Linked DNA regions of Homo sapiens: region 1 is linked to region 2. A link is an interaction called in ENCODE POLR2A ChIA-PET data of the cell type or tissue named here. Cell type or tissue: A673. All regions are shown on one strand. Links, peaks and the distances in the headings refer to the core of each region. The heading gives the core; the rest is flanking DNA.

Region 1 (16,366 bases), core at 5,048-13,047, 140 kb after region 2:
TTCTGCAGGATATTATCCAGGAGAACTTCCCCAATCTAGCAAGGCAGGCCAACATTCAAATTGAGGAAATACAGAGAATGCCAAAAAGATACTCCTCGAGAAGAGCAACTCCAAGACACATAATTGTCAGATTCACCAAAGTTGAAATGAAGGAAAAAATGCTAAGGGCAGCCAGAGAGAAACGCCAGGTTACCCACAAAGGGAAGCCCATCAGACTAACAGTGGATCTCTCGGCAGAAACTCTACAAGCCAGAAGAGAGTGGGGGCCAATATTCAACATTCTTAAAGAAAAGAATTTTCAACCCAGAATTTCATATCCAGCCAAACTAAGCTTCATAAGTGAAGGAGAAATGAAATACTTTACAGAAAAGCAAATGCTGAGAGATTTTGTCACCACCAGGCCTGCCCTAAAAGAGCTCCTGAAGGAAGCACTAAACATGGAAAGGAACAACCGGTACCAGCCACTGTAAAAACATGCCAAATTGTAAAGACCATCGAGGCTAGGAAGAAACTGCATCAACTAATGAGCAAAATAACCAGCTAACATCATAATGACAGGATCAAATTCACACATAACAATATTAACCTTAACTGTAAATGGGCTAAATGCTCTAATTAAAAGACACAGACTGGCACATTGGATGAAGAGTCAAGACCCATTAGTGTGCTATATTCAGGAAACCCATCTCACATGCAGAGACACACATAGGCTCAAAATAAAAGGATGGAGGAAGATCTACCAAGCAAAAGGAAAACAAAAAAAAGGCAGGGGTTGCAATCCTAGTCTCTGATAAAACAGACTTTAAACCAACAAAGATCAAAAGAGACAAGGCCGTTACATAACGGTAAAGGGATCAATGCAACAAGAAGAGCTAACTATCCTAAATATATATGCACCCAATACAGGAGCACCCAGATTCATAAAACAAGTCCTCAGAGACCTACAAAGAGACTTAGACTCCCACACAATAATAATGGGAGACTTTAACACCCCACTGTCAACATTAGACAGATCAACGAGACAGAAAGTTAACAAGGATATCCAGGAACTGAACTCAGCTCTGCACCAAGCGGCCTAATAGACATCTACAGAATTCTCCACCCCAAATCAACAGAATATACATTCTTTTCAGCACCACACCACACCTATTCCAAAATTGACCATATAGTTGGAAGTAAAGTACTCCTCAGCAAATGTAAAACAACAGAAATTATAATAAACTGTCTCTCAGACCACAGTGCAATCAAACTAGAACTCAGGATTAAGAAACTCACTCAAAACCACTCAACTACATGGAAACTGAACAACTTGCTCCTGAATGACTACTGGGTACATAACGAAATGAAGGCAGAAATAAAGATGTTCTTTGAAACCAACGACAACAAAGACACAACATACCAGAATCTTTGGGACACATTCAAAGCAGTGTGTAGAGGGAAATTTATAGCATTAAATGCCCACAAGAGAAAGCAGGAAAGATCTAAAATTGACACCCTAACATCACAATTAAAAGAACTAGAGAAGCAAGAGCAAACACATTCAAAAGCTAGCAGAAGGCAAGAAATAACTAAGATCAGAGCAGAACTGAAGGAGATAGAGACACAAAAAACCCTTCAAAAAATCAATGAATCCAGGAGCTGGTTTTATGAAAAGATTGACAAAATTCATAGACCGCTAGCAAGACTAATAAAGAAGAAAAGAGAGAAGCATCAAATAGACGCAATAAAAAATGATAAAGGGGATATCACCACCGATCCCACAGAAATACAAACTACCATCAGAGAATACTATAAACACCTCTACACAAATAAACTAGAAAATCAAGAAGAAATGGATAAATTCCTTGACACATACACCCTCCCAAGACTAAACCAGGAAGAAGCTGAATCTCTGATAGACCAATAACAGGCTCTGAAATTGAGGCAATAATTCATAGCTTACCAACCAAAAAAAGTCCAGGACCAGATGGATTCACAGCCGAATTCTACCGGAGGTACAAGGAGGAGCTGGTACCATTCTTTCTGAAACTATTCCAATCAATAGAAAGAGAGGGAATCATCCCTAACTCATTTTATGAGGCCAGCATCATCCTGATATCAAAGCCTGGCAGAGACACAACAAAAAAAGAGAATTTTAGACCAATATCCTTGATGAACATCGATGCAAAAATCCTCAATAAAATACTGGCAAACCAAATCCAGCAGCAAATCAAAAAGCTTATCCACCATGATCAAGTGGGCTTCATCCCTGGGATGCAAGGCTGGTTCAACATATGCACATCAATAAATGTAATCCAGCATATAAACAGAACCAAAGACAAAAACCACATGATTGTCTCAATAGATGCAGAAAAGGCCTTTGACAAAATTCAACAACCCTTCATGCTAAAAACTCTCAATAAATTAGGTATTGATGGGATGTATCTCAAAATAATAAGAGCTATCTATGACAAACCCACAGCCAATATCATACTGAATGGGCAAAAACTGGAAGCATTCCCTTTGAAAACTGGCACAAGACAGGGATGCCCTCTTTCACCACTCCCATTCAACATAGTGTTGGAAGTTCTGGCCAGGGCAATCAGGCAGGAGAAGGAAATAAAGGGTATTCAGTTAGGAAAAGAGGAAGTCAAATTGTCCCTGTTTGCAGATGACATGATTGTATATCTAGAAAACCCCATCGTCTCAGCCCAAAATCTCCTTAAGGTGATAAGCAACTTCAGCAAAGTCTCAGGATACAAAATCAATGTACAAAAATCACAACCATTCTTATACACCAATAACAGACAAACAGAGAGCCAAATCATGAGTGAATTCCCATTCACAATTTCTTCAAAGAGAATAAAATACCTAGGAATCCAACTTACAAGGGATGTGAAGGACCTCTTCAAGGAGAACTACAAACCAGTGCTCAGTGAAGTAAAAGAGTATACAAACAAATGGAAGAACATTCCATGCTCATGGGTAGGAAGAATCAATATCATGAAAATGGCCATACTGCCCAAGGTAATTTACAGATTCAATGCCATCCCCATCAAGCTACCAATGACTTTCTTCACAGAATTGGAAAAAACTACTTTAAAGTTCATATGGAACCAAAAAAGAGCCTGCATTGCCAAGTGAATCCTAAGCCAAAAGAACACAGCTGGAGGCATCACACTACCTGACTTCAAACTATACTACAAGGCTACAGTAACCAAAACAGCATGGTACTGGTACCAAAACAGAGATATAGACCAATGCAACAGAACAGAGCCCTCAGAAATAATGCCACATATCTACAACTATCTGATCTTTGACAAAGCTGACAAAAACAAGAAATGGGGGAAAGATTCCCTATTTAATAAATGGTGCTGGGAAAACTGGCTAGCCATATGTAGAAAGCTGAAACTGGATCCCTTCCTTACACCGTATACAAAAATTAATTCAAGATGGATTAAAGACTTAAATGTTAGATCTAAAACCATAAAAACCCTAGAAGAAAACCTAGGCAATACCATTCAGGACATAGGCATGGGCAAGGACTTCATGACTAAAACACCAAAAGCAATGGCAACAAAAGCCAAAATTGATAAATGGGATCTAATTAAACTAAAGAGCTTCTGCACAGCAAAAGAAACTACCCTCAGAGTGAACAGGCAACCTACAGAATGGGAGAAAATTTTTGCATTCTACTCATCTGACAAAGGGCTAATATCCAGAATCTACAAAGAACTCAAACAAACTTACAAGAAAAAAACAAACAACCCCATCAAAAAGTGGGCAAAGGATATGAACAGACACTTCTCAAAAGAAGACATTTATGCAGCCAAAAGACACATGAAAAAATGCCCATCATCACTGGTCATCAGAGAAATGCAAATAAAAACCACAATGAGATACCATCTCACACCAGTTAGAATGGCAATCATTAAAAAGTCAGGGAACAACAGGTACTGGAGAGGATGTGGAGAAATAGGAACACTTTTACACTGTTGGTGGGACTGTAAACTAGTTCAACCATTGTGGAAGTCAATGTGGCAATTCCTCAGGGATCTAGAACTAGAAATACCATTTGACCCAGCCATCCCATTACTGGGTATATACCCAAAGGATTATAAATCATGCTGCTATAAAGACACATGCACATGTATGTTTATTGCGGCACTATTCACAATAGCGGACTTGGAACCAACCCAAATGTCCAAAATGATAGACTAGATTAAGAAAATGTGGCACATATACACCATGGAATACTATGCAGCCATAAAAACTGATGAGTTCATGTCCTTTGTAGGGACATGGATGAAGCTGGAAACCATCATTCTCAGGAAACTATCGCAAGGACAAAAAACCAAACACTGCATGTTCTCACTCATAGGTGGGAATTGAACAATGAGAACACACGGACACAGGAAGGGGAACATCACACACCAGGGCCTGTTGTGGGGTCGGGGGAGGGGGGAGGGATAGCATTAGGAGATATACCTAACGTTAAATGACGAGTTAATGGGTGCAGCACACCAACATGGCACATGCATACATATGTAACAAACCTGCACATTGTGCACATGTACCCTAAAACTTAAAGTTTAATAATAAAATAAAATAAAGACTTCAATCTAAGACCTCAAATTATGAAATTGCTACAAGAAAATATTGAGGAAACTCTCCAGAACATTGGTCTGGGCAAAAATTTCTTGAGTCGTACCCCACAAGCACAGGCAACCAAAGAAAAAAATGGACAAATGGGATCACATCAAGTTAAAAAGCTTCTGCACAGCAAAGGAAACAATCAACAAAGTGAAGAGACAACCCACAGAATGGGAGAAAATATTTGCAACACCCATCTGTCAAGGGATTAATAAGCAGACTATATAAAGAGCTCAAACAACCCTATAGGAAAAAAATCTAATAATCCGATTTAAAAATGGGCAAAATATTTTAATAGACATTTCTCAAAAGAAGACATGCAAATGGCAAACAGGCATATGAAAAAGTGGTCAATGCTACTGATCATCAGAGAAATGCAAATCAAAATTACAAGATATCATCTCACTCCAGTTAAAATGGCTTTTATCCAAAAGTCAGCCAAAAACAAATGCTGGTGAGGATATGGAGAAAAGGGAACCCTCATATACTGTTGGTGGAAATGTAAATTAGTACAACCGCTATGGAAAACAGTTTGGAGGTTCCTTGAAAGACTAAAATAGAGCTATTATGTGATCCAGCAATCCCACTTCTGGGTATGTACCAAAAGAAAAAAATCAGTATACTGAAGAGATATCTGCACTACCATGTTTGTTGTATCACTGTTAACAACAGCCAACATTAGAAGCAACCTAAGTGTTCATCAATAGAAGAATGGATAAAGAAAATGTCATACTTATACACAATGGAGTACTATTCAGCCACAAAAAAAAGAATGAGATTCTGTTACTTGCGACGACATGGATGGAACTGGCTGTCATCATGTTAAGTGAAATAAGCTAGGCAGATAAAGAAAAACATCACATGTTCTCACTTATTTGTGAAATCTAAAAATCAAAACAATTGAACTCACAGAGATAGAGAACAGGATAGTTACCAGAGGCTGGGAAGGGTAGTGGGAGGGCAGGGAAGAAGTGGGGTTGGTTAATGGGTACAAAATAAAATAGAAAGAAAGAGTAAGACCTAGTATTTGACAGCATAACAGGGGCACTATAGTCAACAATAATTTAATTGTACATTTTAAAATAACTAAAAGCATAATTTTAGTTATTTTAAAATAACTAAAAGAGTAATACAAAGGATAAATACTTGAGGGGATAAATAGCCAATTTTGTATGACATGATTATTATGTGTTACATGCCTGTACCAAAACATCTCATGTACCTCATAAATATGTACACCTAATATGTACCCCTCAAAATTTTTTAAATTATTTTTTAAAATGCAACCCCATTCACAAAAGCAACACAAAGAAGTACCTAGCAATAGAGCTAAACAGGGAGGTAAAAGATCCCTACAACAAGAATTACAAAATACTGCTGAAAGAAATCAGAGATGACACAAAGAAATGGAAAAATATTCCATGCTCATGGATAGGAAGAATCAATATTGTTAAAACAGCCATACTGTCCAAAGAAATTTATATGTTCAATGCCATTCCTATCAAGCTACCAATGACATTTTTTACAGAATTAGAAAAACTATTCTAAAATTCATATGGAACCAGAAAAGTGCCCAAATAGCCAAAGAAATCCTAAGGAAAAAGTATAAAGCTGGAGGTATCACACTACCTAACTTCAAATTTTACTACAAGGCCACAGTAACCAAAACAGTATGATACTGATACAAAAACAGACACATAGACCAATGGAACAGGTTAGAGAACTCCGAAATAAAGCCAGAAACCTACAACTGATAATCAACAAAGTCAATGAAAACAAGCAATGGGGAAAGGATGCCCTATTTTATAAATGGTGCTAGGATAACTGGCTGGCCATATGTAGAAAATGGAAACTGGACCCCTTCCTTACACCATATACACAAATTAAGATGGATTACATACTTAAATGTAAAACCTAAAACTATGAAAACCCTAGAAGAAAACCTAGCAAGTACCCTCTGGACATAGGCCCTGGCAAAAATTTCATGACAAAGACTTCAAAAGCAATTGCAACAAAAACAAATATTGACAAGTGGGATCTAATTAAACTAAAGAGCTTCTGCACAAAAAAGGGAATTATCAACAGAGTAAACAGACAACCTACAGAATGGGAGAAAATATTTGCAAACCATACACCAAAGGTCTACTATCCAGAATCTATAAGGAACTTAAATAAATTAACAAGCAAAAAACAAACAACCCCATTAAAAAATGGGCAAATGACGTGAACAGACATTTCTCCAAAGAAGACATACATGCAGCCAACAAGCCTATGAAAAAAAGCTCAATATCACTAATCATTACAGAAATGCAAATCAAAACCACAATGAGATACCATCTCACACCAGTCAGAATGGCTATTATTAGAAAGTCAAAAAATAACAGATGCTGGTGAGGTTGTGGAGCAAAGGGAATGCATACACACTGCTGTTGGGAACGTAAATTAGTTCAGCCACTGTGGAAAGCAGTCTGGAGATTTCTCAGAGAATTTAAGACAGAACTGCCAGCAATCCCATTACTGGGTATATACACAAAGGAACATAAATAATTTTCCCATAAAGACATGCATGCATATGTTGATCACAGCACTATTCACAATAGCAAAGACATGGAATCCACTTAGATGCCTATCAATGGTGGACTGGATAATGAGCATGTGGTACATATTATATACCACAGAATACTACGCAGCCATAAAAAACAGTGAAATCTTGTCCTTTTCAGCAACATGAATAGAGCTAGAGGCCAGTATCCTAAGCAATTTAATGCAAGAACAGAAAATAAATACTTCACGTTCTCACTTATAAGTGGAAGCTAAACATTGAGTACACATGGACAGAAAGAAGGAAACTAAATACCTGGGCCTACTTGAGGGTGGAGGGTGAGAGGAGGGTGAGGATTGAAAAACTACTTGTCAAGTACTATGCTTATTATCTGGGTGATGAAATAATCTGTACACCAAACCCCCATCACATATAGTTTACCCATGTAACAAACCTGCGCATGTACCCCTGAACCTAAAATAAAAGTTGGAAAGGAAAAAAAAAAAAAGAAGAGAATGCTAATGGATACGGGAATATGAAGCAGCCACTGTCCCCAGGGCTGGGATACAGTGCCCAGGGAAGGGTCCCCAGCCACTTCCCAATCCAGGGTTGAAATCCATACCTCACTGAAGAAGGAAGAATCCAAGTTCAGTGAATGGCAGAGATATCGCTGTGGTGTCATACTGACCAAACTTGCTGGAAACCTGCTCTCTGGAACTTGCTGGAAATTCCTGACACTTTTTAGGGTGTCAGGAAAGGCGTTCACAGGGAGATGTCACATTGGAGCATTCCACAAAGTCACCCAAGAAGAGGTGAAAGAGTACGCTGCTGGCCACTGGGTGCTGCTGGTTGCCAGCAGGACCCAGGTGCTGGAGAAACCACAGGCATTCCAGGAGCTTGCATATAAAAATGGTCAGACCAGGAAGCAAAGCCCGTTCCTCCTATCATGTCTCTCATGCACCCTCTACCGACAAAGATTAACATGGTGCCATCTGGCAAAGAAAAATATTTAAAGGGCCCATATCCATTTTCTCAGAGCATGCAATGAAGAGTGAATTTGTAGCTGTGAGGCAATAAATTGATACCCTATATGTCCTTCAAGACGAGAACATCACCTATTCTTTGCTGAGTTTGGTTCCAGAAAAGTTCAATGTTGTAATAATTATCTTCAACAAAAATGCATAGTTTGTTGGTGTAAATTCTTCCAAGAAGCATATAAAAGGGTGGTGAAAGGATTGTGGAGCTTTCCAGATCCAGAGACCCGCTATGAAGGATATCAGCTGCAGCCACGTGCCTCATGAGGATCAGCACAGAGTAAGAGAAGCCATGCTGATTTATCCTGCATCTGCTCCCATCCTCTGAGGACACCTTGCTGCCCATCAGATTTTACATTCTTGCCTAACTAATTTGAGAACATAATCTAAGCTTACTCTATGTGTATACTGTTGTCTCCTCCACCGAGCTATGTTCTACTGAAATGCTACAGCATGCCATGGAATGTTGTGCAACCATTACACATGTTATTTAAAAAGAGTTCATGATTAAATGGAAAAATGCTTGTGTTATAATTATAAGTGAAAAGGGTAGGATGCAATATTATAATATGTGAAACAAACAACACTACATAGAAATAAAGAGCAAAAAGAAATACCCCCAAATCAATCACTATCTTTAGGTGGAATCAGAGTAATTTTCTTCTTCTTCCTATTATTTTTCTGTAATTTATGTATTTACTATAGTGACCACGTACTGGTTATACCTTTGGGACAAAACAATCTATCTAACAATAACAACAACAACAATAAATATATATATATACTTTTAATTTATTTATTTACATTTATGTGTGTATCTTGAAGTCTTAAACTGAGCCAAGGTTTGGGAACCAGAATTTGACAGAGTTCCATATAGAGTATCTGAACCAGTTCTTTATAGTTTACACAAGCTAAGGCGACTGCGACCCAATAGCAGTTTGGCCAATTGAGATAGACAAATTGTCTACCCTAATGAGATAGAAAACGGCAATATATTTACCAAAAAAAATGAATTCCATTCCCTGAACTTTTAGAATTATTGAGATCTATACACATATTTGAGTAGGATATAAGAGAATATCAAATATAAAGAATTAATAAAACAAGCAGGAAATAAAATATTAGCAACTTTCTTCCTTATCAATGAGACAAGCCAATCTCCTTATAGTTTTAACAGCAGTTTGGGGGAACCGTCTAAACACTGCACTCTTAATTTAGGCACATATTTCCTGAAAACTTATATTTACATTTGCCAAAACAAAGCAGTAATTTCCCCCCAAACCATGGCTATTGCTAGAACCATGAACTTCTAAACTCAACCTCCATAATTCCTCTGCAGAAACTGGCAGCCACACCTCTCAATCCTATAATAACGTGTAAGAAAAAAAGAAACCACATAATATGAAAGATATTCAAATAGCAAATAGTAAGGATTATAAAATTACAGACTAAGTATCAGACTCTACACTATCTGTGGACTCTGTTTCCCAGCACATCGTTTTTTAGGAGCAGATGATCTAAACAGCCCAGCTGAATGAAACCTACTGGAAGGCAGTGGATGACCTCATGACATCTAAGCATCCCTTCCAGTTCTAGGACTCCATTATTTAGCAGAGATCTGATGCACAGGGAACATGTTAGAAAGAAGCATTCAGTCTGTAACAGCATTTTAAATGGAAGAAAACTTGAGTCTGTGAGGAAGAGGAATGCTAAGTTGATCTCAGTTCGCCTAGGAATGTCCTGGTTTTAGCACTGGAAGTTCTCCATCTCAGGAAACCTCATCATTATGGGAAAACCAGAATGGCTAGTCATCTTACTGTTTGGATCTGACAAAGATTAGCTTCTTTGGGTTCCCGTGCAAATTAAAAGCTTTAATTAACTAAGCCTCATAAACCTTTAAACTAGTGATACTGATTTCTGCCTCTTTCATCCAGCTCCATGTAAGCACATTCTCATTATCGCCCACACAAGGGCTGGACTCTATGGGTCCTTCCGAATGGAGATCAGGAGAAGCTGTGAATGGTTAAATCCTGAAAATGTTTGAAAAAGAAGCTTCTTCTTACCTTTATTAACTATAAAGTGGCAAGCTCTCCAGGAGAAACAGGCCTTCTTTGGGGGGTTCTCTGACTATATAACAAATGTGTTCCCCAAATCCTATAAACTCACATTCAATTATTGATGAATGTTCTCTTCAGGACACACTATTCAACAACCCAGATTACTCAATAATCAATCCTATTATTTACTTGCTACTTTTTAAAGGCAATAAAAGGGATACAAATACATGATCTACACAATGCTTTATTTTCCTGTTTCCTCTCAGCCACTTCTCTCTGGTGTTTCCATGTCTCTATCAGTCTCTGTGATTCCCAGAAAATCTCCTTCTCCATTCCCAGCCTACGTGGTTTTCTTTCCTTCTTCTCCTTCCTCTACTCTCAGCATATTAGCCTATTTCCCAGAAAGAAAGAGCTCCTTTTCATGAAGAGGTGGGAGGAGGGGATAAATTGAATTTGGAATTACAGGATTTTCTTTGGCAGTCTAGGAAAGATCAGAATTTGAGGACATTCCTGCATTAAGTATTTCTGTTCCACAGCACTCCTAATGTTGGTAAGTGTCTGACACAGATACCCATAGCATGTTAGTGCTAAAAAGGCACATAGAATGCATGAGCTCAGTCCCCTAATTTTAACAAGTGGGAAAATGAACAGAGACATTAAATAACTTATCCAAGGTCACAAAATGTCCTTTCCTTGCTATATGACTTTAAATCCTGTGACTTGTGGTTTTCAAAAGGAGTAGCTGTCAATGCCCTGCAGACAGAGACTACCAGAAATACACGTGTAGTTGAATCATGTGCTGTGGCAAGAGAGAACACACACAGTGAGGAACCATGGAGTGTCTCAGTAAGAAAGTATTAGAAAGGATTTAGTGTAGAATGTTGGTCCTGTTAGGTGATTTTTGGGAGGGTTTAAGGAAGTGGACTTTGCTGTTGATTGGATACTATCAGGAAGCAAAAGTACTTCTATGACTAAGTATCGTGATAAATCTTATGTGGAAAAAGGGATGAAGAGAGCCAGGCTAAAGCCATAATTGGTTTAAAAAAATCAGCAGTCATTCATATTAGCCAGAATAAAGGGATGTTTGGTCAGTTTTGTGTCTTGGACAATGTCCATAATTTATCTGTGTTGAAACATAATTACACAATGGTCTTGGTTTTTTTCTTTATCCTTCACGATCACAGAGTGGCCTTGTCTAATGCTGATATCCTGTGAAAATGTTTATTTCAGCAGGAGAACACCAAGAACTCTTGCTGTCTGTCCAGCTGCTGGATGTTGGGAACTGCTTTTCTCATTCTCACAATAATAAAACTACCATCTATTGAGCACTGTCAGTATTCCAGGAAAGTTTTACTCTTCATCACCAACTGAGGAGGTAGATACTATTATGATTCTAATTTTCATAAGAAGAAACAAAGGTTTGGTGAGGCTGGTAATCTCACAGCAAGTAGATGGGCAGAGCTGGGGCTCAAAACTGGGCATCTTTCTGCAGGGTGTGTACTCTGATCTGCTCCATGACACTGCAAAGCATGAACTGGAATATTGGGGTCTGGGGAGTTAACTCATGGAGATCTGTGGAACATTTTTGCAGTAAATACAATGAGGAGAATATTTATTCAGGGATTGCAGGCTTCAACGAACAACTGGATCATGAGACACTCAGGATGGAAGAAGAAAAAATGTGGAAAAAAACCCAGCTGTGACATTTTGACCATGAAACCCTTCTTGGGAATAGTCTAATAAAAGGAAAGCTGACTTATTGTTCCTTAACCAAAGAATGACTTTTATGATTTAGAATATTATTTTAAACTTGATTCTCTGTTTCCAGTGTGAATTTAAATCAACTGACAGGAGAAGGAAAAAATCAGCAGCAACTCCTCCAACATAGAGTAACTCAGTGTAGTCAAATGATGAAGCAAAATTGTTCAGGGCTTTGTGATGGGAGCAGCAGGCACCTGGCAGTACCAACAACTTAATCATAATGATCAAGAGGAAAATATGGTTATTAATAGCCTTATAAATGCATTTATTTTTCAGAATCACCTTTGGAGTGAAATGAAAGAATGAAAATCAAATTAACAGACAAAGGCCCCCATTCCACTGTTCCCACACACTGCCAGGTCCTCCTGATTTCAGTAGGTGTTCTGGGCACAGAGAAAAAGCAGGAGCTCAATATTGATCTATTTCTAGTATTAGAAAGAATTCTTCTCTTAAATTTCAAGGCAGCCAAAATCCTAGCATTACAGCAGCACTATAGCCTGTGCTTCCCTTAATAGATCCAAGTAACAGCACTGGGATAGAATATACACTCCTTTCTCAAATGAAAGAAAAAGAGAGTTATTTCAGATGTGGGGTGGGAAGTGCTGGGGAGGTGGTTTGATTAAATAAAAGGGAAAATGGGGTGTAAGATATAGCTCTTCAGCTATTGCAGCTCTTTTATTGATCTGTTCTTATCATACACATTCACTTTTTCAGGTGTCATCATTCAACAACTTACTGTGCCAGTACTATGCAACAAGCACTGGGCTAAGCTCTAGAAATAAAAAGTCGTTTAAGATTTGGTCTATACCAAAATTAACTCAAGATGGATTAAAAACTTCAGTGTAAAACCCAAAATTATAAAAACTCTGAAAGACAACCTAGGTATACCATTCAGGACATAGGCACAGGCAGATTTCATGATGAAGATGCCAAAAGCAATTGCAACAAAAGCAAAAATTGACAAATGGAATCTAATTATACTAAAGAGCTTCTGCACAGCAAAAGAAACTATCAACAGAGTAAACAGACAACCTACAGAATTGATGAAAAATTTTGCAAAGTATCCATCTGACAAAGTTGTATTATCCAGTATCTATAAGGAACTTAAATTTACAAGCAAAAAGCAAACAACCCCATTAAAAAGGGGGCAAAGAACATGAACTGGCACTTCTCAAAAGAAGACATACATGTGATAAATAAAGCTCAACATCACTGATCATTAGAAAAATGCAAATCAAGGGCTGGATGCGGTGGCTCACGTCTGTAATCCCAGCACTTTGAGAGGCTGAGATGGGTGGATCACGAGGTCAGGAGTTTGAGACCAGCCTGGTCAACATGGCGAAACCCCGTCTCTACTAAAACTACAAAAATTAGCTAGGCATGGTAGCACACGACTGTAATCCCAGTTACTCAGGAGGCTGAGGCAGAGAACTGCTTAAACCCGGGAGGCGGAGGTTTTAGTGAGCCAAGATTGTGCCACTGCACTCCAGCCTGGGCGACAGAATGAGACTCTGTCTGAAAAAAAAAAAAAAAAGAAAAGAAAAATGCAAATCAAAACCACAGTGAGACACTATCTCACACCAGTCAGAATGGCTATTAGTAAAAAGTTAAAAAGTAACAGATGCTGGCGAGATTGTGGAGAAAAAGGGATGCATATACCCTGTTGGTGAGAGTGTAAATTAGTTCAACCATTGTGGAAGACAGTGTGGTGATTCCTCAAACACCTAAAGAGAAATACCATTCAGCCCAGCAACCCCATTACTAGGTATATACACAAAGGAATATAAATCGTTCTATTATAAAGACACATGCATGTGTATGTTTATTGTAGCACTATTCACAATAGCGAAGATATGGAATCAATCCAAATGCCCATCAATGATAGACTGGATAAAGAAAATGTGGTATATATACACCATAGAATACTATGCAGCCACAGAAAAGAACAAGATCACATCCTTTGCAGGGACATGGATGGGGCTGGAGGCTATTATCTTTAGCAAACTAACACAAGAACAGAAAACCAAATACCACATGTTCTCAGTTATAAGTGGGAGCTAAATGATGAGAATACATGGACACATAGACAGGAACAACACACACTGGGGCCTATTGGAGAGTGGAGGGTGACAGTCAGGAAAAAAACTAACCAATACTAAGCTTAATACCTGAGTAATGAAATAACAAAGCCCCATGACACACGTTTACCTATGTAACAAACCTGCACATCTTGCACATGTACCCCTGAACTTAAAATAAAAGTTAACAAAAAAAGACTTGGTCATTGCCCTCAAAAGTTCTATTTTGATTGTGTCTCTCATTCTTTTTTGCATAACACCTTGGATATTGCCTTACAGGTGTTTCCTGTTAATGACAATTACAATGATATTGATGATGATAACAATGCAAGGCACAACTGTCCACAAGTATAAGTGGCAAATATAAAAAGGGCTTATCTCAGAAAAACTTTTATTCATCCAATAAGTTGATCCATAGTGAGCAACTATTTTGTGGTATAGATGCCACTCTGGGCTCTGTGAGAAGTACAGAAAAGACTTCCATTCTCAGGAAGGCCTGGTGAATCTCTAAGCCCATCCTGGAATGAGCAGAAATGCCCAGGTCAGCCTTTGGTTGCTCCAAATCTCAGAAACGACTGATGGACAGTCAAGATTTGGCCTTGCTGCCTCTGTTTCCACCATACCTCTAAGGTGGAATGGAAATTTGCCCAGGGAAGTAGCAAGGAACAAATAACAACCACATTAAGTACTTTCTTGTTATTCTCTAGGCAACAGTACCAAGGAATGCATTGTACATCACACATTTTCAAGGTCATACATTCGAGGCGACGTTATTCCTATGCCTCCCCAGAGGACAGTATCACGTGAAAGCCACACAATCATGCCAACCCATCTTCTCCAGCATGAGGCTTTAAGAAAGATGTGCCTATATGGGAAGTGACTGGATTACATCATTAACTGAAGCAACTGGTTTCATTTCAATGTGTCAATGAGCATTGTGTGGACTTAGAGTTATAGGGTTAAGTGATAAGAACATGGATAATTTCCTAGATATTTTCTAGGAGCAAATAGTGATCACTGGCTGTGGAATGGATTCTTTGTGGATGCACGTAGCTTCCTCTGCCCCAGTAAAAGGGGGGCAGAGGCCCTGTACCCTGTGGCCTCCTGGACCACCCCATGCCACTACCACCACCACCACCCCAGGTCATATCCTTGCAAAAACACCTGCTTTTCTGGATTCCCAGCTAGGCCACCTAATGCAAATTTCCCAGCAGCCTTAGCCAAGCCCCAAATTCTACATCTGTTCCACTTTTCTCTATTCCAGATCAGCACGATATCTTCACGTTTGCTATTGTGACCACTGTTGAACCACAAAGACAGGATGCATATGACTAAAGACATGCTTTTTTTTGCACAGCACATAGAAGGAATGGTCTTGGATTAAATCTAGAGTTCTTAACTTCAGTAATAAAGAAAAGAAGATGGATCTCTACTGACAACTGGGATCAGAACCTCAAGAATCTCTTTAGCAAGTCTCCTCTATCAATCAAAAGGAGCTGACAAGGAAAGAAATTAACGTTGATTGAGTACTTACTATTTGCCTGGCCCTCTCTTAGGTACTTTATTATCTATTTATCCTCCTATCAGTCTGGCAAGTTCATATTACTATACTCAATAAAATCTACAGAACATTCTGGAAGCTCAAAGAAGATAAAGAACTTACCTAAGATCACACCAACTAGTAAGTTAAAGAACTGGGCTTGAAGCCCAGGTGTATGCAATGCCACAGATGTTTACTACAAAGGAGGATCATAGGGTGAAAGACTCTCCCTCAGGATCATAGTCAATAAAGTCAATAAGTCATTCTTACTTCTTCTACAAACCTGACATAGGAGCAATGTATTCTAACCTCTTAGATTATCTAAATACATTTGTGATTTCATTAAAGCAAAATAGCAATTATGTACTTGAAATATTTATAAAATAAGTCAACTACATTTGAAAGAAAATGTAAAAGCATTGCAATTAAACAGATTTGCACACACTGCAGGGTGTTTTTCTAACAAAAGGAGTAAGGAATAATGCTGCTAATAAAAACAATGATGATCTTGTTTAAATGTCCTAATAACTCATTTAGTGCTGTTCTGAGTGAAACTGTATATTAGTAATTTCGAATAAAGTCTTTGATGAAAGATTAAATATATCTTCTGCCCATTCTCCTCTGCAAAGCTAGTGATTCAAATGGGCTAATTTGTTCCCTTTCTTCTCATAAAATGTTTTAAGTAATCTATAAATGTTTTTCTCCTTCTATTCATATTGTAA
Region 2 (16,366 bases), core at 5,466-13,465:
TAAGGATCTAGGGTTTAAGATAAGAAATACTTAATTTAATTTAATTTAATTAGTTTTTAACCACAATCCTGGGCTTTTATATAAAAGCACACTGTTTATTTCTTTTTTCCTTTTGAGATAGGGTCTCACTCTGTCGCTCAGGCTGGTGTACAATGGTGCGATCTGGGCTCACTGCAACCTCTGCAGCCTGGGCTCAAATGATCCTCCTGCCTCAACTTCCCAAGCACCAGGGACTACAGGCATGCGCCACCATGCCTGGCTAATTGTTGTATTTTGTGTAAAGACAGAGTTTCTCCATGTTGCCCAGGCTGGTCTCGAACTCATGGACTCAAATGATCTGCCTGCCTTAGCCTCCCAAAGTGCTGAGATTACAGACATGAGGTACCGTGCCTGACCACTGTTTATTTGTTTCATAAAATTTTCTTAAACACCAATTATGTGCAAGTTACCATGCCAGGCCTCTGGGAAACAAAGATGAATCAGTCAGATGTACCTGCAAGGAGCTTATGGTCTAACTGGGGAGAAGAAATACAGCAAAATACTATAACATAGGGTAAAAAGTAAGAAGTACCACAAGAGAAGCACAGACAAGATGATTTGGGGGTTCCAAAAAAATAGATTATTAAATTTTGTGGGCTGGCAGCAGAGAGGAAGGAATTGGTAATTAATCTGAGAAGATGACATTTGAGCTTGCTCTTGATGGACAGAATTTAAAATGTAGAGAGGAGATGTAAGTGCAGACATTTCAGATTGAGGAAAGAGCATAATTAAGGGCATGGAGGTCAGAAAACATGGGGTAATAAAAAAAGGTTCAAGTAGTTCAGTTTAGTTAGAGAACATGGTATATGAATTTAAAAAATCACTGAACTAAAATCAGAAAATTACTTTGAGACCAAATCTAGAGGGCTATTAACACCAGATGATAGAGTATGGACTCTATTTTACAGACAGTGGGAGCCCGCTGAAGGGAAATGCCACATTCAACTTATGCTTCAGTGTCGGATTCCATTGGAAAGGGGGCGGTGACTGGAAGTGAGGACACCAACCCATCAGGCGTGCTCTCATTTAGTTTTCTAGCGGAAAAAAAAAAAAAAGCCTGAAGCAAGGATTAAAGTACTGACATTTTATTTGGGAAGCACAAGCCCAGGCCAGGGAAGCTGCAGAAAAAGGAAAAAAGGGAAGTGAGTATAGGAAACAATGCACAGTCATGCCTTGCACAACTGGCTTCTGCTTCGGGATGAGCCATTGGCTGATGAGGCATGGGAGGCTCAGCAGGTCTGTTCCCTTGGCATGTGGGACATCTTGCAGTGGATGCAGGGAGGGACCATGCCTCTAGCATTCTCTGGGAAGAATAAAGGAGAAGTTTATCTTCCCACCTACCTCCCATTGCCTGTTTTTCATTGGTCAAAACTTGTCCCACTAGGAATTAACTCCTTCACATTTCCAAGTTTATATCATATGACTGCTCCAACTACATGGGACCCCAAACCCCAAACCTGATGTATGTATAGTGTTCCTGTTTCATCCAAGCCTGGAAATGAGGGGAAGAGCCAGAACCTCTAGGTGAGTACTAGGTGGCTTGGCAGTGTGTGTGTGTGTGTGTGTGTGTGTGTGTGTGTGTGTGGTTGAGGGGTGGAGAGTTAAGGGGACTTCTAAGGTAAGTCCCTGATTAGTCCCAGCCAGTTGAACTGTGTTGGGCAGGTATGGTGGTTGAGTAGTTGAAGGTCCTAGAAGTGGACAGTGGCCACAGTGTCTAAGGAGGCACAGAAGATTTGTGTTGAGATAATGATTCAAGAGAAAAGAAGGACCCTTCATACTTCAGTCAGAGAAGAATTCTTTTGGTGGGCTATCATGCTCTTGGGTTAAATTCTTTTCTCTGTAACATTATTTAGAAAATCGCCTCCCTCTCAACAATGAAGACTGAGTACCACTGGCTTACAGATATTTCTGTATATTATCTGAGTTAGTAGAGTTTGAGTATCACATTTCTTTCCTTCCAATTCTATGATTTGTCATCATAAAGTTTTGGCATACGCAGCCCAGTCTTTGGAAGAGGGGTTGAGAATTGTGTAATATCAGGTTTAGCATTATAAAGTAACATCTATCATCTGAAGATGAGACTATAAACACCAGTCTGGACATAATAGAGCATGCTTAGCCCACTTGTTTGGAACTACAAGGAAAATAAGGTCATACAAAAGAGCCCTCTGCCCTTAAAAAAGAATTCTCAATTGCAAATCACTTCTGAGTACCAGTGGGGAAATGCAGTCATTTATTCTCAAGACTGAAAAGAGAAAGGAGACCTTTTTATCACTTTGTGTGTGTGTGTGTGTGTGTGTGTGTGTGTGTGTGTGAGAGAGAGAGAGAGAGAGACAGAAAGAAAGAGCAGGAGAGAGAGAGAGACAGAGAGAGAGAATATGTGTGTGTGTTACCTACCTAAAGCTAATGGTAGCCAATTTTTTCCTTTTTTTCTTGGAATTTTTTTCTTAATCTAAAACAGGCTTGGTGCTCTGGAAAAAGAATTAGAATTGCATTCAAATAGTCAGGCTTCAAGTTGCTTCTGCCTCTGTGTGAAGCAAATAGTAACAACTCACTTCGAAACTCAGGCTCCTGGACTGTAAATGAGGATAATGATACTCACCCTACCAACCTCAGGGACTGTTCTAAGAGCAAAATGAAATGAGACTGAGCTCTGAAAATGCTTAAATGCTTTTCAAAGTAGAGTGATCGTGCTTTCTGTAGCATCAAAACAGTCCTCTATAAATGGGCAAAGTCAAGGCATGGACTGGATCTGACAACAGAGAATGGCTTGAGGGCTGGAAAAAGAAAAAAATGCAAATGCCCCAAATCTCTGCTTCCCTTACAGTGTGGAAATCGCCCCATAACACACTGCACCAGGTAGGGTTAAATTGATCCCAAATGTTTCAGGAATTTTTAATGCCCTTCGAAGAGACATTTCCAATTCTTCATCTGCCCAAAGTAATGCTGCTAACCTACTATCTGTCAGTTTCCTCAGTGCTTTGAAGATTTTTCTAAAGTCATCTGACTTGGTTTCCCTTTGATTTCAAATTCCTGCTTATTATATGTATGACCTTGAGCCTTTTTAACTCATCTGAGCCTCTCTGTTTCCTCATCTATAAATTGTGAATAAGAAGACGTTACTGTAGGATTATTAGAAACTTTAGAAATAATACTTTTAATACCAGCATAGTGCCTGATCCATAGGCATCCAGGACATGCCAGCTAAGATCATTGATTATTGTTGTCGTTTTTAGTATCATACAGTAGAAAGAACAACATCTTTGAAACCAGACAATCCCGCATTTAAATCAGCTCTGTCACTTACGAAACGTGTAATCCTGAATAACTGAAGAAAACTTTTTGAAGTTCAATTTTGAGATAATGATGGATGATTTCAGACTTTGTGAGAATTTCAGAGGTATCGGCAGTAGGTTGAATGGTGAACCCTCCAAAAGATATATCTATGTTCCAAACTCAGAATCTGTGAATGTGACATTATTTGGGAAAAGGGGGTTTTGCAGATATAATTAAGTTAAGCATCCTGAGATGAGATCATCCTGGATTTTCTAGATAGGGCCTAAAGCCAATAATGAGTGTCTAAGACAGAAGAAGACACAAAGAAGAAGAGACGGGAATGTGGTCACAGAGGCAGAGACTGGAGCAATGCAGCCACAAGCCAAGGAACACCTGGACCCACCAGAAGCTGGAAGAGGAAAGAAGGGATTTCTTTTTCTTCTAGAGCCTTGGGAGGGAGCATGGCCCTGCTGACAACTTATTTTCAGACTTCTAGATTCTAGAACTATCAGATAATAAATTTATATTGTTTTAAGCCACTATGTTTGTGGTGATTTGTTCTAGCAGTCCTAGGAAACCAATGCAGTATTTAATACAGAGTGCCCGGTACAATGTTGGCATGTGACAAGCACTCAGCAAATGGTAGTTGCATAGTGAGTTCTCCTCCTGTCCCCACTACCTCCTCAATGAGTAAATGCCTGAACAAATCCATAGGCAGCCATCTGAGAGCCTGACTCCAGGGAGCAGGGGGTACAGTTAGCCTCAGCCCATGCTAAAATAGAAGCCTGACCTTAGTTTGGTTAATGCCACACTCTACCACAGGCAATTGACACCAGGGCTCTCCCATTTTATAATAGCGCAGATCCAGTCTCATTATGCATTAAAGAGTTTGTTCCCCTAAAACTCTTACTGCCCCCAAAGGTTTAGAATTTAAAAATAACATCGACAATCTCTGTTCAAAAAAAGTGAACAATATACTTAAACGTTCTTCTTGTAACAATAGCCTGCCTCTTCCTGAAGTGCTATAAAAATTCAGGGAGCAACTTCACCCAGTTGTGAGAGATAAAAGAATAGCAACTAAAACGGGCAGTCAGACCAAGGCAGGGGGGCAGCCTGTTGTCTCTGGGTTGAAAACCATCCTGAATGCTAAAAGAAATCACTCTAAAGAGGGGTGTGTGGGTGCATATTGACAGACTTCAGAAGCTGAGGTTTCTGAGTTTAGCCTCCTGAATGAAGCAGGACTTTTGACATACTACCCCCTGGGGCCGCTGCCTTAGGTGTGATGCTATTGGAGCCAAGGATCTGTCTATGATGGGGTCCAAAATTTACACACCACGGATGAGATGGAGCAAACATGTGGAGCTTTTTTTTTTTTTAATGTTTCTATAACAGATTCCAGCTTCCTTGTGAATCCACATCCTGTAGGGCAATTGTTATAGCGAACCTTTATACAGTGATTGCTGTGTGTCCTGGCACTCTTTTCAGTGCTTGAGATATATTAACCATTTAATCCTTACACTTCCTAGGAGGAAGTACTATCAGGATCCCCATTTAGAAGATGAGCAGCGAGTGACAGAGATTTAAGTTATTTGCCCAAGACCACATAGCTAGCAAACAGTGCCAATTCAAGAGCAGGTCATCTGACTCAAGACTTTATGCTCTTTGTCACTATACTAAACTGTGGGAAATAGAATTAAACTTGCCAATTAACATGATCTGCCCATCTCAGGTTTACACTTTCAAATGAAATCAATTTCTTTTGAGTAAATGCTCAGTCAGGTCCTCACACTTATGGGAGAGGGGCTTCTGGTGGCTGTACTGGTCCCTGAGCAGTGGGTGGACATCTACTGCTGGGAAGCTCTGTAGTCTGTTCTCAGTTGGTCTCTTTCCCTGGCTGGTCTCTGGCCTTGGCAGCATCCTGCCTCTGGCTGCCTCATGCCACGAGACGGTGGTCACGAGTGTCCATCGGGGCCCCTCTTCCACAGGTATTGGACATACCCCCACAGGTCCCCTTCTGCTGGCATTGAGCGTCCTGTGGACCCTCACCCCAGCCATCCACTGCCCCAGCTTTGGCACTCAGTACCTTTAGCTGGCCGAGCAGGCTTTTGGTCTTCTCTCTAGGCCCACCAGAAACCCAGGAGTCCTTGCAAAGCCAACCTCGGCTCCCAGGAAAAGAAAAGGACTACCTTTATCCTTTCCAACTCATATCATCCTCTCTGGACTCTCATTAGGCTACCAAGCCTTTTCCAAACCACCATCAGACGTGCTCCAAAGGGTTGTACAGTTTTCTCAGTCTACACTCAGGGAGGTTGAAATGTAAACATTACAACTCAGATGTGCAAAAAAAAGAAAAAATATGTAGCTCTTTCTTATTTTCCATTATCTATCCCAACTTGCTATGGGGCCCCATTCCCAGTCAGTAGCAGAGACAATTAAAAAAAAAAACTTAAACCTCAGTCTCTTCTGCTTTTAGGAAAGTCTCTTTCAGTTTAACTCATTCTTTTGGGGGTAAATATTCAATCAATTCAAAGTTAAATTCCTTCTCAGTGCTGATTTTTTCAAATTTCTCAAGGGGGCCCTTTTTTCCCTCTTCCTTTCCAAGACGGCCTCTCAGGAGTGAGGGAGGTTGAGAGTGGGCACATTAGTTCTCCAGAGAGCAGGTCTTCTTCAGGCTGGTCTGGTCTCTGATGCCCTCTGCTGGTATCCGCCAAGGTGTGGCTAGTCGTGCCTGGCCCACTGCTGGACTCTGGGGTCCCTGCCATTGCCTCAAGATGTGAAGCCTCTACCCTTTGTGATTACCTTGTCTTGTCCCTAGGCCTCTGCACAGTCACTGTTTTATCAAAACTTCTGTGAACCCCTTCCAGGTTCATGTGGAACCCTGGGTTCTCCTACATACCATTTGGAGACGCTGGGGACCAGTATTAAAGAAAAATTATCCAGACACTTGTAAAAATGGTAAGGAAGACTTTATTCAAGACTGCTGTAGTAGAGATGATATCTGTTGCAATAGGAGAAAGACATTGGGTTCAACTCTGAATACAGTAGAGATAGCTTAGGATTTATAGTCAATGAGCAGAGTGAAGGAGTCGGTGGATGAAAAATTACTAAGAAGAGATATTAAGAGTAGGGGGGACTCTTGCTAAACTGGCCTTACAGAATTCTTGCTAAAGGCAGGCTAAGGACTTACACATCAAAGTGAGGGATGAGGAACTTGATCAGATATCTAGGGTGGGGAATGATTCAGCAAGATCCTTCGTTAAGACTGGGCTATGCAGCCCAAAGTCAGGATGAGACCAAGGTCAAGGTCTAGTCAAGAAAAGGACTCAGAAGAGCCTGACCAAAGTTTGGTCAAACAGAAAATCTTTATTACCAGACAGCATCTCAGGCCAATCTATCTGAACATCCATCAGACTGGACATTCTCAGACTCTCTCGCACCCGCAGTATCTGTGGTTTCTATCACCCTCCTCTTCTTCGCCCTTTGATTTAAGTCTGGAGAGTTGGAGGTGCCTTTCCAGGGACCTAACAGCATCCCCACCCTGAGCGAATTCCCTCCAATCTCTCTGCTTTCTCTCACAGAGGAAGCCTTTCTACTGATTCTTCCTTTCTTGTATCTTCTGTCCTCTCTATGCTGTGCTCATAGTAAAACTCTAATCCAAGTTGGGTTTTGTATGTGAAAGAGAGGTCTGAGAATAAAAAAGAACTCCTTTTCTCTCTCAGCAAAGGCTAGCTGAGACAATATTATTATCTTTCTTTGGATTAAATGCTACTTGGGAAGACAAAAACTAAAGCTGACACTTTGTTTTCCTTTATATTTCAACAATATTGATCATTCCTGACACAATAAACACCTCTAACTGGATGAGGACGGTCACACAAAAGGAAGTTCAAAAAAGAAACATATATTAATATATTTCAAAACTACTTCATTCCCATGGCAAATCTATAAGTGCTTCCTAAGCCCACACTCTGTGCCTTCCCTCCCCATTCTCCCTGCAAAGCTATGATGATGCATATTTTTCTGATAGTTTGAAAGACATTTGAAGAATTCACATTTCTTTCTCCACAGCACAGTGATGGACATTGAGGAAGATATTGTATATTTGTTCACTCAACACTCATTCCAACGCTCTCCTAGTTTGCCTTTCTATCTACTACAGGCTGGAAGGTAAAAGAATTGTATTTTCCATACTTTCTTGTGGTTAGGAATCTGCATGTGACCTAAGCTCTACACCCACTCCCAGCCCACCCCAATGAGACCCTTGGAGGTGGAAGTGAGTAATTTGAGGAAATGGCTGAATTCTCAGTGAGACAGGCTTTTCCAATAACAGTAGTGAAAGAAGCATTTGGGTTTCCCTGGGGTAGCTGTGGAAATATGTCTGCCATCCAGTCCCTATCACACGGGCCGCTAAGAACAATCCCATGGTTTAGTCGGGCAGTCTTCTGGGTGTGTTGTACTTGGCTGCTCTGTTCTTGGTCATGGAGCTTCTAAGAATGTTTCTGTTCAGAGATTCTGTGAACTATCTAATACTCTTTAACATACGCTTTTCTGTTTAGACTGACTCTAGTGGAGCCTGCTGTCTGAAACTCCGAAGTCTGACCAAAGCAGCAACCCCCTCTCCATTATCCCTGTTCCCCCTCCTCTCACGACATAAACAAAAGTGTAAGCATGGAAATCATAATTAAAAAAAAAAAAACAAAAAAACTGAGCCGGGCGTGGTGGCTTACGCCTATAATCCTAGCACTTTCGGAGGCTAAGGTGGGCGGATCACAAGGTTAAGAGATCAAGATTATCCTGGCCAAAATGGTGAAACCCCGTCTCTACTAAAAATACAAAAATTAGCTGGGTGTGTTGGCACGCGCCTGTAGTCCCAGCTACTCGGGAGGCTGAGGCAGGAGTATCACTTGAACCCAGGAAGCAGAGGTTGCAGTGAGCCAAGATCGTGTCACTGCACTCCAGCCTGGCGAGAGTGAGACTCTGTCTCAAAAAAAAAAAAAAAAAAAACTGGAGGGTTCTTTGTCTTAGTCAAAGCTATCTTGGTTTTAAATAAGAGACATCAACTCGAGCTATATTTACCTAAAAGAGAAATTCATTAGAAGGATGCCAAGAGCTATGTAGTGCTCTGGAGACTGGAAAACCCTCAGGGGACAAGAAACCATCTGTCTTTTCTTCTCTCTCTTTTTTTTTTCCTCCATGCAAAGTTCCGAGTTTGTATCAAGTTTCAACCACAAGGGCAAATTATTCTCAGTGCCAATTCCAAATTCTTGAAATAAAGATCGAGCCTAGAAGTCAAGTTGTCCACTCCAAGCTAATCAATTATGGCTAGAGAACTGCATCGCACAGCCAGGCATGGTGGCTCACGCCTGTAATCCCAGTACTTTGGGAGGCCGAGGCAGGCGGATCATGAGGTCAGGAGTTTGAGACCATCCTGGCTAACATGGTGAAACCCCATCGCTACTAAAAATACAAAAATTAGCTGGGCACAGTGGCAGGCGATTGTAATCCCAGCTACTTGGGAGGCTGAGGCAGGACAATCGCTTGAACCCTGGAGGTGGAGGTTGCAGTGAGCTGAGATCATGCCACTACACTCTAGCCTGGGCAACAGAGCAAGACTCTGTCACAAAAAACAAACAAACAAACAAACAAACAAACACAGAGAACTGCATCGCACAAAAATATGGCTGTGGAGTAGTGGTGAGCACTCAGAAAATTAGAATAAGATGACAGACACTCCAAACTGTTACCCCTTAGATATCTGTGTTTAGAAATCTTACCAGAACTCAAACATTTCTAGAGTTTAATAATGCTTGAGTGGTAATCAGGTAGTTACAATACAGCTCAATGTACTTTGAGCTGCTGAAGCCTCCCCAAGACTTCCCTAACACTTTTGGGAAACCTCTGGATGGGGAATTTTGTGAAACCACTAGACATCAGCGGCTTTGCCCTTAATGGCTATGGTGGCCATTATCCTGACTTTCCGGGAGCTTGTCTCATTCACGCCACCTTCTTTAATAGTTTACTACTAAGTCCATGTGACACACAGCTTGCCTGGGAGGAAGTCCAAGCCCAAGGTGAAGACACTGTAAGATGTATTGCTCTGATTTTCCTTTTCCAAAATTTTAATGAAGATCCCAAACATGCCACAGTGGTATATTCTAAATCCTTAGATCCTGTAAAGAGGGCACCAGAAATCTCAAGTCAAACATATAACCAGTTTTACCCAACTACAGTTCTCACCAGACAACTCTATAATGGTAGAATTCAGGTCCTCAGTAGGGCTGGGATTGACTGGCTTAAGGGATGTTTAGATTCCTCAGTGAGGCTAAGAACTATGATCTAAAAACACAAGGTCTCAAACATGCACAGAACAAGATGGGATGTTCCCTACTGTCTTAGAATTTTGACTTAGAGCCCCAAAGCTGGGGACAATAAGTACTAAGTACTCACACAAAATCTAAAAGACTTAAAAACACATGGCAATAGCAGTCCAACCGTTATCATTCTGTCTAGACTATATAAGATTAGAAATTTAAAAATAAGATTATTTGAAGAAACTATGTAGGTATAGAGAAGTCTGATACTTTATCTCAAGAGACACATTCATAGGGACAGGCAAGCATGCAATAAAGAGTTGGTCATCTTACTCCTTACCTGGGTTTTTGCAAAGCTTCCCAAACTCATAGGTCTAACCTCTACTTTCCAGTAGAACAGACCTGGTACTCCAGGGGACCCTACTACTATAAAACATTTAGATCCTGAATAAAATAAAATTTAAATTACATGGCTAGACTCAAATGAAATAGGAGAAAGCACCCAGGGTGAAAAACAATGCCTAACTAAAATAAATCTCTTGATTTGAAACCACAGCAAGTGAATGTGCACCGGTAAAAGATAGAAGCTAAAGATGGTCCAGGCATTGATTTGGGGCTAGAGAGTAGATTAGATTCCAAGATAGAGCAGGGTAAAAGGAGCCCAGGCTGTAGGTATACTACCAAAGGTCACAGTAAATAGCCACAGCCTAGGGCCCTGGGAGAACTCCAAGGATACAGAGATGGAGATTAGAACAACACTGACAGATAAGAGGCATTTCCTAATCCCTCCTCCCTGGTGCCACATAGAGAAGGAAGAGAGAACCAGGGGCGACAAATGAGGAACAAGGAAAGAAAAAACAAAAACAAGAAAGGAAAGACTACGCTGCCCTTCCCTACCGAGATTACTGAAGCTCCCATATCAGGGTGAGGCCTGATATGGGAGCAGGGAGATTTAACTCCAGCAGACCTTAATACTACACTTAAAAGCAACTGCAAAGCCATGAATGAGGAAGAGAGATCCAAGAGCATGATTGCAGGCAATGACAGGAGAATAAATTCCATTGAGTTCTGGCCAATCAGTAAATAAGTTACTTCAGATATAATTGTTTCACATGATTGTGTGTAAACTTTGATGAGATTCCATGAAGATGCCCTAAAAATTAGCCTGGGACAAGGAACTCAGGAAATCTTTTCTCCAAACAAAGAAAGCAAATCTCACGGTCTGTGTTTACACGGTCTGTGTTTACACGGTCTGTGTAGATATCACAACCCAAATCAGACCCACAGGAAATATGCTTTAAAAGTTGTCTGATGTAACCCATTTAAAGCAAAAGATGATTCCTTTTTTTTTTTTTTTTTTTTGTCATAAAGAAAATGGCTCTGCTATATTTCCTCCATTTCTGGTAGATTTTTGTCTTTATTGATAAGATAATGCATATTTGAACCTCAAAAATTTGGAAGCACTGAAAGAAGGGGTGAAGGGCAAGTGATGGGTTTAATGGAACAATGCAATTGTGTGAGAGTTCGTTATAGAATTAGGGGAGCGAATCATGTATGTTGTTACTTCTGTGTGATCACAATGTCAAACAATCCAGCCCACATTTGAAGGAAGGATAAAAACTAAGATTAATGTGAATGAAATGAATAAAACCAATCACAAGTCAGTGGGCCTCAGGATGTTACATAGTAATATGTCATAAGTATAATATTTTCTTTTCTTTGTAGAATTAGATGCTAAACCTAGAAGATGAAGTTATTTTCATGAAATCATTTCTGAACTACTGATTTTAGACACAACTCCTCTTATAAGTACTCACCATTCTGAAAATAAATGCTTAGTTTGAAGTTATTCTGTAAGAATATGTCCTCATATCTAAATTACCCCAAACTTTACATTTTTTTTAAAAGAGATGGGGTCTCACTCTGTTGCCCAGGCTGGAGTGCAGTGGCATGATCATGGCTCACTGCAGCCTAGACCTCCTGGGCTCAAGCAATCCTCCTACCTCAGCCTCCCGAGTGGCTGGAACTACAGGCATGTGCTGCCAGATCTGGCTAATTTATTTTTTAACTTTTTAGAGATAGGGTCTTGCTATGTTGCTCAGGCTGGTCTTGAACGGGGGCTCAAGCGATCCTCCTTCCTCGGCCTCCAGAGTAGCTCCGATTGGATTACAGTCATGAGCCACTGTGTCCAGCTCACAAACTTTATATTCTCAAGGCTTCACATAATGAGGCTAAAAGGTTCTTGTATATTCTCAGTCATTTTAGAAGAGACAGAGGGAGTTGGCTGAAGGAAAGAGTTCCTCTTACCCTGAAACCTTCGTTACGACAGACAAACGTCTGGCAGCTTCAGCCTTCCACAGATACCTTACATTTACATAGTATCTGGCAGTGTTCAAAGGGCTTCAGTAATGGTGCAGGAGTTACAGCCTTGAATCAACTGAGGAGGCAGAATCAACCAGCTCCAAGACTATTACAGACAAGCTTGTGGCCTCCAGCAAGCCATGCAGTCTCTCTGAGCTTTAAGCTCCTCATTTATAAAACAAGGACATTACATATACCATCTCGACATCTTTTCTAGGCCTAGGATTCAGCTGTCTTGCCCTCCTAGCAACGGAGTAATACAATGCCGCCACTCTGGCAACTGAGCAGAGGTTGGGGAGTTTGGCAAGCTGAAGAACATGTTTATGAGCTCAGAGCATGGTTAAGGCTGACGTGCAAGTCGTTCAGACAAAGCAGAAAGAAAACCACTTTCAGAATACTCTTTGTGATGTGTATGCAATTTACTTCCTAAAAAAAGACAGAGTATTTTCACGGCTGGTGTGAGTCCAAACTTGCCATAGTCTCAGGCAATGCGTCTGGCTATTTTAAAGTGCTAAGAAGTTTAGTGACAAGTGCCCTTCCATTTCATCTTTTTCAGAATTATTAGGCTTTGGGGATGAGGAGAAGATGTGGGGGAGGGGAAGCTTGAGTAATCCTTTCAGGAGCTTCTTCTTACTTTGGCACACGGACAGTTCTCAAGAGGAAAGAAGATTTTTTTTTTTCAACCATATAGTTTTCCATGAACAGGAAATTCATAGCAAAACATTTCCCTTTGTTTTGAGGTAGTCACCACACCACAACACCCAAGGGCCCATCCTGAGAGAGTCATCTGTAGATCTTTGTATTTTAGCCAGCATTCCTTGCCATATTGTTTATATAAAACACACACACCCCCCTAAACTCATACATCTAAATTCACACATGGAGGAAATTTAAATGCAAATATTTTTTCATATACCTATATATGTATACTAAAAGCAAGTTCATATAACAAGATTAGTCACAATTACGTAATATAAAAATTCTGACCTTGTTCAAGTTACCCTAAGAATGTAGTACTGTGATTGTCAACTAAGGTCATGGGCACTTTGGTATGTCTGAGAAAGCTCTGTAAGTGTGCTAACAAATTTTGAACAACATGCAACATTGATTTTGGTGACATCTGCGTAGGAAGCCTGTTCTTACGATGTCCATCAGATGGACCACAGAGCTCAATGAGCAGAGGCAACATGATGTAGAACAAAGGAGCAACTTCTGGGAATAGAACATAGGTGGTGACCACATGAGGCCTGGAGAATATAAGTCAGATCAATACATTGTTCTATTCAACAGTAGCAAAGCTTATCACTTTTCTTATCACTTTAAAATTGATAAAATTTATTGATAAAAGTGATAAAGTTTTTATATTATAGAAATGATTGTTTTATTTTAAATTTCTTTTTTTTAGACAGAGTCTCGCTCTATCACCCAGTCTAGAGTGCAGTGGCACGATCTCGGCTCACTGCAACCTCCGCCTCCCAGGTTCAATCAATTCTCTTGCCTCAGCCTCCCAAGTAGCTGGGACTACAGGTGTGCATCACCACACCCAGCTAATTTTTGTATTTTTAGAAGAGATGGGGTTGTGCCATGTTGCCCAGGCTGGTCTTAAACTCCTGGCCTCAAGTGATCTGCCCACCTCAGCCTCCCAAAGTGCTGGGATTACAGGCCTGAGCCCTGGCGCCCAACCAAAATGATTGTTTTATAATTGTTGTTGACTTGTTCATTTTTAATTTCTTCAAATACACTGATAAGAGTCTTAACATTTGCAAATATGTTATAAACACAAATAAGGGTAAGAAGCATCGTTATAAGAAAGCATTTTGGGTTTGGTCCTGACTTTCCTACAGTGTCCCAAACATCAACACCCCTTATGCTCTGGTGTGTCTCCTGGGGCTGCTGAGCAATCCAGGTGCCTCCTGAGCTTGCAGAGGTCATAGAATAAGGCTCTGCCAAGGAGGGCTTGAATGTCTGCTGAAGGGGCAGACATTCCCCCTATCTCTTATCCAGGGAAAAGGGGTCCCTGGATGGAAAAAGGGAGCCTGAGATAGATAGAAAGGGAAGACTCATCACTCTCTGGGACCTGGCCTATGGCTAAGTGGTAGAGGTTGATGATTTCCTCCAATAGAGGCAGAAACACAGTTAAGAGTTGAGTCTTGCAAACCAGATAGTCCATTTTTATGTTCTCCTTAGTATGTAGTTTTCTTTTGTTATCCCAAACTTTTTGGTGCCTAAAAATTTTGTTTAAAAGTTCTAGTTTGCAAGGCACAGTGGCTCATGCCTGGAATCTCAGGCTTTGGGAGGCCAAGGTGGGGGGATTGCTTGAGGCCTGAAGTTCGAGGCCAGCCTGGGCAACTGAGTGAGAACCCTTCTCCAGAAAAAATTAGCTGAGTGTGGTGGCATATGCCTGTAGTTCCAGCCACTCGGGAGGCTGAGGTGGGAGGATTACTTGAGTCTAGGAGTTCAAAGCTGTAGTGAGTTATAATTGTGCCAGTGTACTCCAGCCTGGGGAACAGAGCGAGACCCTGCCTAAAAAAAAAAAATAGTTCCAGTTTGGTCACAGCCATGCTGTGTGTTTTGGAAAATAAAGGAGACAGTTGAGTTTACCTTTGGATTAAACATTATTGGAGGAGTGTTCTGCAGAGATTAATGTGGGGACAACAGCACCATAAGCAAGAAACCCTCAAGGGAAAAAGGAACCCCAGGAACAAGTTTTGGCCATGATACTTAGCTGTTCCTCCCAAGGTGCAGATTCTTTCTTCGTTGCTAAGCCTTAATGGATTAGTCTTCAATTTTACCAGCGGGTCTTGAAAGCTCCTTTACACACATGTAAGGAAGAATAGGGCGTGAGTCAGTAAATTTGGCATCATAAGAAAGTTTGGACAAAACCTAAAATGTTAACACAACAACAATTAACAAACTCTCATGAGACCCTGACAGAGGTTAAATTGCTAAAGGAATAGTAATTTATTCATGTTGCACTTTGGCAATTATTTGTAGATCTTGAAGTAGTACATCATCTGGAAATACCATTTATCATTTTTTTAGTGCTTAAATAGGATGTTTAATAGGGACAAATCCTCAGTTTCCTAAATCAAGAGTATTAAATTCCACAGCTTAAATTATTTTATTAAATAAGTGTCTGCAGTGTTGCTTGTGAAAAAAAAAGTGGCCACAATTCCTAAAACTGAGCTGGGAGTTTGAGTCCAGTAGCATTTTTGTTTACGGGGATAAGAAGGGAAGCCAAAATGAAAGAGGTGAATGAGAAGAGAATCCACATTCAGAATTCACTTTCTTAAAAACCAGCAAGAGTGACCCCCAAAGCCATCACAACTGTTTTGTCTATCAAGACTGTGTCATTGAATCATGTAGACACATAGGCCAGGCCAGAACTCAAACTTCTCTGAAAAGCACTGATTTTTTGTCCTTAACAAGTCTAAAACAATAATCCTCCCAATTGCAAACAACAGTATCACCGTATTTTTATCCTAGTCATCTTCATTGATGCCTATAGTGTAACATCAAGAAGTATAATCTCCATGTAGTGAAGAGCTTGATAATAAAAATCTACAAAATGCATTTCTGTATACTAGCTCCTAAGTTATAACTGATATTTATTCTAAAGTAAGAGATGGAACCTTTCCTTCCCCTTCTCTACCCTGAAGATATAAAAAATTTACAATTTGAGAAACCAAAGAAAATCTTAAAGAAATGTTATAATGTATAAATTATAGCTACCAATACTCAAAATGAGTCAAGAATGAAAAACATTCCAAATACATACCATTAATAATGTAATGTCACCTTAATTTTGAAGTTTATGTAATTGATGCTTATATGTTGAGATTATTTCCCCTAATAATAATAATGGATTTGCATTGACCTGTTATTATTAATAGGGAAAATAACCTACTTTTTAGGGGCCCTTTATAAGCCACAACATGTTTTTTAAAGATGGTTAAAATTATCTTTAAGTGAGCAGGAATTGAATCAATGGTCATGGCCCCATTAGTGTGATGCTCCATCAACCGAGTGCAGCTGGAGAGCTCATATGTGTTTACTGATGTGGTAACAGGAGGGGGGCAAGCCAGCCTCATCTTGTGCATGTCAGTGCCCTTGTTCAGACTGCACTGGACAGTTGGCATCATTCTTACCTTAACTTGTGTTCAAAACATTATTTGTTAGCAGATGATATCTTTCTTTTTGAAGATTACTGGCATATCCATTGACAGGGTGGGTGAATGGGCTAGTAAACATAAATTTAAGGACTCAAAATTATTTGTTATTACAGCTGGAAGGAATTGAGTCAAACATCAATACTCTACAGATGAGAAAACTGCAGTGTGAGGAGGTTAAGTCCCTTGCCCAAGGTCATGGAGGTATTA

The links. ChIA-PET counts read pairs that join two places held together with the same protein. Peaks named below come from ENCODE experiments on the same cell type or tissue, not always from the same donor. Only the 100,000 strongest peaks of a DNase experiment are listed, where the experiment ranks them.
Region 1: POLR2A ChIA-PET joins it to region 2 with 17 read pairs; 3 of 35 experiments call an interaction of 5 or more read pairs at or near these places.

What each region holds. Positions count from the first base shown.
Region 1 is chr4:128,419,729-128,436,094 of GRCh38, reverse strand. It overlaps LINC02615 (long intergenic non-protein coding RNA 2615), which reads right to left and starts at 8,079. Exons shown (of 9, transcript NR_125882.1): 1 at 7,797-8,079. In A673, for the core only: CTCF peaks have their summits at 7,946 and 8,148; a DNase peak (open chromatin) is centred at 8,124.
Region 2 is chr4:128,555,422-128,571,787 of GRCh38, reverse strand. LINC03140 (long intergenic non-protein coding RNA 3140) reads left to right here and starts at 1,245. Exons shown (of 2, transcript XR_007058268.1): 1 at 1,245-1,563; 2 at 2,501-3,855. RefSeq lists enhancers at 4,824-5,324, 5,325-5,825. In A673, for the core only: a CTCF peak has its summit at 6,026 (motif pointing left); a DNase peak (open chromatin) is centred at 5,997.